Linked DNA regions of Homo sapiens: region 1 is linked to region 2. The links are chromatin loops, found by intact Hi-C in ENCODE. Cell type or tissue: endothelial cell of umbilical vein. All regions are shown on one strand. Each heading gives the region's core, and the rest is flanking DNA. Links, peaks and the distances in the headings are about the cores only. Region 1 overlaps UBE2R2 (ubiquitin conjugating enzyme E2 R2). Region 2 has its middle 18 kb from the start of NUDT2.

What was found. Hi-C counts contacts between places; a loop is a spot of excess contacts. Peaks named below come from ENCODE experiments on the same cell type or tissue, not always from the same donor. Only the 100,000 strongest peaks of a DNase experiment are listed, where the experiment ranks them.
Region 1: a loop joins it to region 2, with 12 times the contacts of the local background. A loop is called at or near these places in 1 of 110 quality-filtered maps.

Annotation. Positions count from the first base shown.
Region 1 is chr9:33,867,408-33,870,219 of GRCh38, forward strand. The region is part of intron 1 of UBE2R2 (ubiquitin conjugating enzyme E2 R2); the gene reads left to right. It also overlaps the pseudogene RNU4ATAC11P. Among named protein-coding and RNA genes, the nearest start is that of UBE2R2-AS1, 50 kb to the left of the region's middle. In endothelial cell of umbilical vein, for the core only: no CTCF peak of the experiment used is centred there; a DNase peak (open chromatin) is centred at 1,384.
Region 2 is chr9:34,345,745-34,348,556 of GRCh38, forward strand. No RefSeq gene overlaps it. Among named protein-coding and RNA genes, the nearest start is that of NUDT2, 18 kb to the left of the region's middle. In endothelial cell of umbilical vein, for the core only: no CTCF peak of the experiment used is centred there; no DNase peak of the experiment used is centred there.

The DNA of each region.
Region 1 (2,812 bases), core at 210-2,709, 480 kb before region 2:
TTTGTATTTTGGTGAAAATATTTATTAAGGAGTGGACTTTTTGAACCTTAGGCTACATATATGTACAGGTGTAGTAAGATTGCCAGTTTTCTAAGCTGGTTGTACCTGTTCTGCATTCCTATAAGCGCTATATGAGAGTTATGGTAGTTTTGCATCTTTGCTAGTCTTTTTCATTTTAGGTATTTTGCTTTTAATTTGCATTTCCTTGATGACTAATGATGTTGAACACCATATTAACTGAATTTATTTACTGGCATTTAGATATCCTCTTTTGTGAAATGCCTGTTCAAGTCTTTTGCTCACTGCAAGCTCTGCTTCCTGGGTACACGCCATTCTCCTTCCTCAGCCTCCTGAATCCAAAATTAGCTGGGCATGGTGGTATGCGCCTGTACTCCCAGCTACTTGGGAGGCTGAGGCAGGAGAATTGCTTGAACCTGGGAGGTAGAGGCTACAGTGAGCTGAGATCGTGCCACGATACTCCAGCCTGGGTAACAGAGCAAGACAGGGCCTGCCAAGTGCCAGCCACCTCAGTGGAGGGTCAGTCAGGATGGTGGCCCCTGTCCTCTCAGCACCCTGTTCTTGTTCGGTGTCCAGGAAGAATCAGCTCACACGAACTGTTTGAAAGGTGATGAATGCAGAAGACTTTATTGAGCAGTGGGTGGCTCTCAGCGGAAAGGGAGGCTGGAAAGGGGATGGGAAGGTGATCTTTCCCTGAAGCTGGGCTGTCTCTGGCAGGCCCCTCTCCGAAGCCGCACTGTCTGAAGATAGCCGAATTTTTCCTATGCTCAGCTGCTTGTATCCTTGACACTCAGCCGCTTGTGTTGCTCTGCCAGCTGAAGTCTTTTTATGGGCACAGGATAGGGGCGGGGCAGGCCAAAAAGGCAACATTTGGGCTGAAAAATAGGGTCAGCTGTTTTCACTTAGGACAAACTTAAGGGTGGGGCTTAGCCAGGATCCCAGCCTTTCTGTCAGTTTGACCTTAAAACCTGCAGCACATTATATAGCCTTACTAGGGGGGATGTGTGTGTGTACACACACTTTTTTTTCCCACATACTATTATTGAACATTTTAAAGATTTGTAGTTGGCAGACTTTTGACACTTTGAGCAAGTTAATAAGAAAGCATGTTTTAACCACCCTTTTCTTGGGGTTGCGCTGCTGTCCAAGGATTGCATAACAAGGGCAGCACTGCTAATGCCTACACAACACTCCCGCCTCAGCTAGAGCTTTGCTTTACCTTGGTGCAATTTTTGGAAAAATGAAAACCTGCTCTACCCTCCCCCCAAAAAATATGTCTTGATTGCTTTTGCTGATGTTATGTTGGAAACATATCCTATGGCAGATGTGATCTGATGACGTAGCAGAAAAACTCAGCAGTGGGAATATCCTCATTTCACACTAAATCCAGGCACAAATCCAAATACAACAGTAACCACTACATTTGCCATCAGCTGAGCTATTACCAAGTACAATTGTATTTAGGACTAGGAAACTTTTTCACCTACTTAATAGTATGTTAATAAATAGGTAGCAGGAATAATTGGGATATATTTCATTATTCATATGTAATTGTTTTTTGGCCAGGCATGGTGGCTCACGCCTATAATCTCAGCACTTTGGGAGACTGGGGTGGGTGGATTGCTTGAGCTTGGGAGCTCAAGACCAGCCTGGGCAATATGGCAGAATCCTGTCTCTACTAAAAATGAAAAAAACTAGTTGGGTGTGGTGGTGCAGGCCTCTAGTCCTAGCTGCTTGGGAGGCTGAGGTAGGAGGATTGCTTGAGCCCGGGAGGTCGAGGCTGCAGTGAGCCCAGATTGTGCCACTGTACTCCCGCCAGGGCAAGAGACCCTGTCTCAAAACAAACAAAAACATGTAATTTTTTTTGTCATTGCTGAAATTCCATCTGAAAATAATTAGTAGGATAACAAAACTTATTTAATACTGCACATTGGGGGTTACCTAAATTTTGCTCCAAGTCAGTTTATACTTGGTTTTACATAGTTACATATACAATGTTTTATTTATTTATTTATTTATTTATTTATTTATTTATTTTGAGACAGAGTTTCGCTCTTGTTGCCCAGGCTGGAGTGTAATGGTGCAGTCTCAGCTCACTGCAATCTCTGAGGCCTCCCGGGTTCAAGTGATTCTCCTGTTTCAGCCTCCCTAGTAGCTGGAATTACAGGTGCCCACCACCACACCCGGCTAATTTTGTATATTTAGTAGAGACGGGGTTTTCACCATGTTGGCCAGGCTCGTCTGGAACTCCTGACCTCAGGTGATCTGCCCACCTCAGCCTCCCAAAGTGCTGGGATTACAGGTGTGAGCCACCGTGCCTGGCCGGGACATAATGTTTTTTAATGACTTTTTGCTTATGCATTTTAGGGTACATCTTTGCCTAGATATTTTTTATTTTTAAATTATTTTTTGTTTTGTTTTTGTTTTTTTATTTTTTTGAGATGGAGTTTCGCTCTTGTTGCCCAGGCTGGAGTGCAATGGCGCGATCTCGGCTCACCGAAACATCCGCCTCCTGGGTTCAAGCGATTCTCCTGCCTCAGTCTCCTGAGTAGCTGGGATTACAGGAATGTGCTACCACACCCAGCTAATTTTTGTATTTTTAGTAGAGACTAGGTTTCACTATATTGGTCAGTCTGGTCTTGAAGTCCTGACCTCGTGATCCACCCGCCTTGGCCTTCCAAAGTGCTGAGATTACAGGCATGAGCCACTGTGCCCAGCCTTATTTTTATTTTTTTGAGATCGAATCTCGCTTTGTCACCTAGGCTGGAGTGCAGTGGCACACTCTCGGCTCATT
Region 2 (2,812 bases), core at 238-2,737:
GGATTTTATTAGAAAGTTGTTGCCCAATGAAGTGCAGAAGATTGGAAGTGAAGGGGCATTGGCAGAGGTCAGCCTGGATTACCAGGGTCAAGAACAGCCACCCCCAAAGGAAGAAAAGACAACTCGCCCAGGTCTTAAGCAGACTTCCAGATGTTTTTAGTCCCCAGTTCTCCATGCAGACAGGGCAAAAGTACTAGTGAACAGGATCTTGGAGCACAGCCAGGGGCCTGAATGGTTTTGTTCCTCACCCTCTGAGCAGCATTCTCTGAAGGAGGCCTGCTGCATGAAGTTTTTGGAGCTTAATGTTCTTTTTCCAGGCCAGCAGGGACCATATCACACTGATTTAATAAATGCCTGCTGGGCAGTAGTGCCAAACCACAGACGAGCTGCCTCCTAACAAGGGCTGGCCAGCTCCGCACTCTCAGAATGGGAGGCTGTGGAATCTCAAGTCTAAGACCTCATACATCAAAGTTGGAAGGGACCTGGAAAATGACCTGATTTGGCTGCTCATTTTTATTGCTGGGGAAATTGAGACTTAACAAGATAGATGGCCCTGGCAGTATCTATAGATGGGGTGCTTTGAAGAGGGGGTGCCAGAGGGAAGACTGCTTTAGAATATATATATATATATATATATATATATATATATATATATATATATATATATATATATATGTATGTATGTATATATAGCTTTGGAGTCATTCCTCTGGGCCTTACAGAGTGTTCCATTAAAATGTAGGTACTTTGGTGAAGAGGTCCCTCATAAGTTGTATTTTTTTTTTTTTTTTTTTTTTTTTTTTGAGAAGGAGTCTCACTCTGTCGCCCAGGCTGGAATGCAGTGGCACGATCTCGGCTCACTGCAATCTCCACCTCCCAGGTTCACGCCATTCTCCTGCCTCAGCCTCCTGAGTAGCTGGGACTACAGGCACCCGCCACCATGCCCAGCTAATTTTTTTTTTTTTTTGTATTTTTAGTAGAGATGGGGTTTCACCGTGTTAGCCAGGATGGTCTCAATCTCCTGACCTCGTGATCCACCCACCTCGGCCTCCCAAAGTGCTGGGATTGCAGGTGTGAGCCACCGCGCCCGGCTGTAAGTTGTATTCTTTGCAGGAATAACTGACAGTAGGGTGGGACTAAAGCATGTTATGGGAGGTGGATGAGGGTGGGAGAGAGAGGAGCTGAGATTAGGATGTGGCAGGTGAGTAGGCTTTGACAACATCACCACTTTGCTTTTGGCCAGTGGGGCTTGGGCAACCTGAACTCAGACCCCAGAGCGTTACAAAATCCAGCTCCCGTGCCCCACCACACCCCTCTCAACTGGCAGAGCAGCACTCTGCCGATGCTGCACTTTGGGTTAGGCCAGGCCTCAGGGAGACCTCAGCAGAGTTGTACCAGTTCAGGAGATGCTTCCATGTTGAAGTTTTCCTCCAGAGAATGGGGCTGGTCAGAACTAATCTAAAATTGGAGGAGAGCCCTGCCCCAGCCCCTCTGAGGGAGAGCTCTCCCCTGGGACCTCAGCCAGTTTACCAGCTCTTTGGCTGTCAGAGTCCCAGAGTTCTAGAGTCCAGTCTTTCCCAAGTTCTTTCGTTGTTGGTTTTTTTTTTTTTTTTTTCCCGAGAGATGGAGTTTCACTCTGTTGCCCAAGCTGGAGTGCAATGGCGCGGTCTCAGCTCACTGCAATCTCCACCTCCCGGGTTCAATCAATTCTCCTGCCTCAGCCCCCACCGAGTAGCTGGGATTACAGGCACTCACCACCGTGCCCAGCTAATTTGTGTATTTTTTAGTAGAGGCGGGGTTTCACCATGTTGGCCAGGCTGGTTTTGAACCCCTGACCTCAGGTGACCCGCCCGTCTTGGCCTCCCAAAGTGCTGGCCCAGGTTCTTTTTTTTGGTGGGAGGACAGAGTCTCTCTCTGTTCCCCAGGCTGGAGTGCAGTAGTGCAATCTCAGCTCACTGCAAGCTCCGCCTCCCATGGCCCAGGTTCTTTATGTAGAGTTTCAGTGGATTAAGTGAGCAGGGCAAGCAAAGAGATTGCTGATGTGGTCGTCTTTACACTCCACAGGAGTTTCCCTGGGGAATAAGCTTAGGGAATGGGGAGCTAGAAGAGCATCTTGCTCCATCATGGGGTTGGCTCCAGAGTGTAGCCTGTTGCTTCTTTTTACAGGGATCAGAAGAAAGATGACCAAGGTTGGGCATGTGGCATTGGCTCACACCTGTAATCCCAGCACTTTGGGAGGCAGAGGCAGGAGGATCACTTGAGCCCAGGAGTTAGAGACCAGCCTGGGCAATGTAGTGAGACTCCATCTCTAACAACAACAACAAAAAATTAGCCAGGCATGGTGGTGTGTACCTGTAGACCCAGCTACTCAGGAGACTGAGGAGGGGAGAATTGCTTAAGCCCAGGAGGGTGAGGCTGCAGTGAACCAAGATTGTGCCACTGCACTCCAGCCTGGGTGCTAGAGTGAGACCCTTATCTCAAAATTAATTAATTTTTTTTTTTTTTTTGAGACGGAGTCTTGCTCTGTCACCTAGGCTGGAGCGGAGTGGCGCAACCTCAACTCACTGCAGCCTCTGCCTCCCGGGTTCAAGTGATTCTTCTGCCTCAGCCTCCTGAGTAGCTGGGTCTACAGGTACACACCACCACACCCAGCTAATTTTTTTTTGTATTTTTAGTAGAGACAGGGTTTCACCATGTTAACCAGGATGGCCTCGATCACCTGACCTCGTGATGTGATCTGCCCGCCTCGGCCTCCCAAAATGCTGGGATTATAGGCGTGAGCCACCGTGCCCAACCAATTAATGTTTAAAAA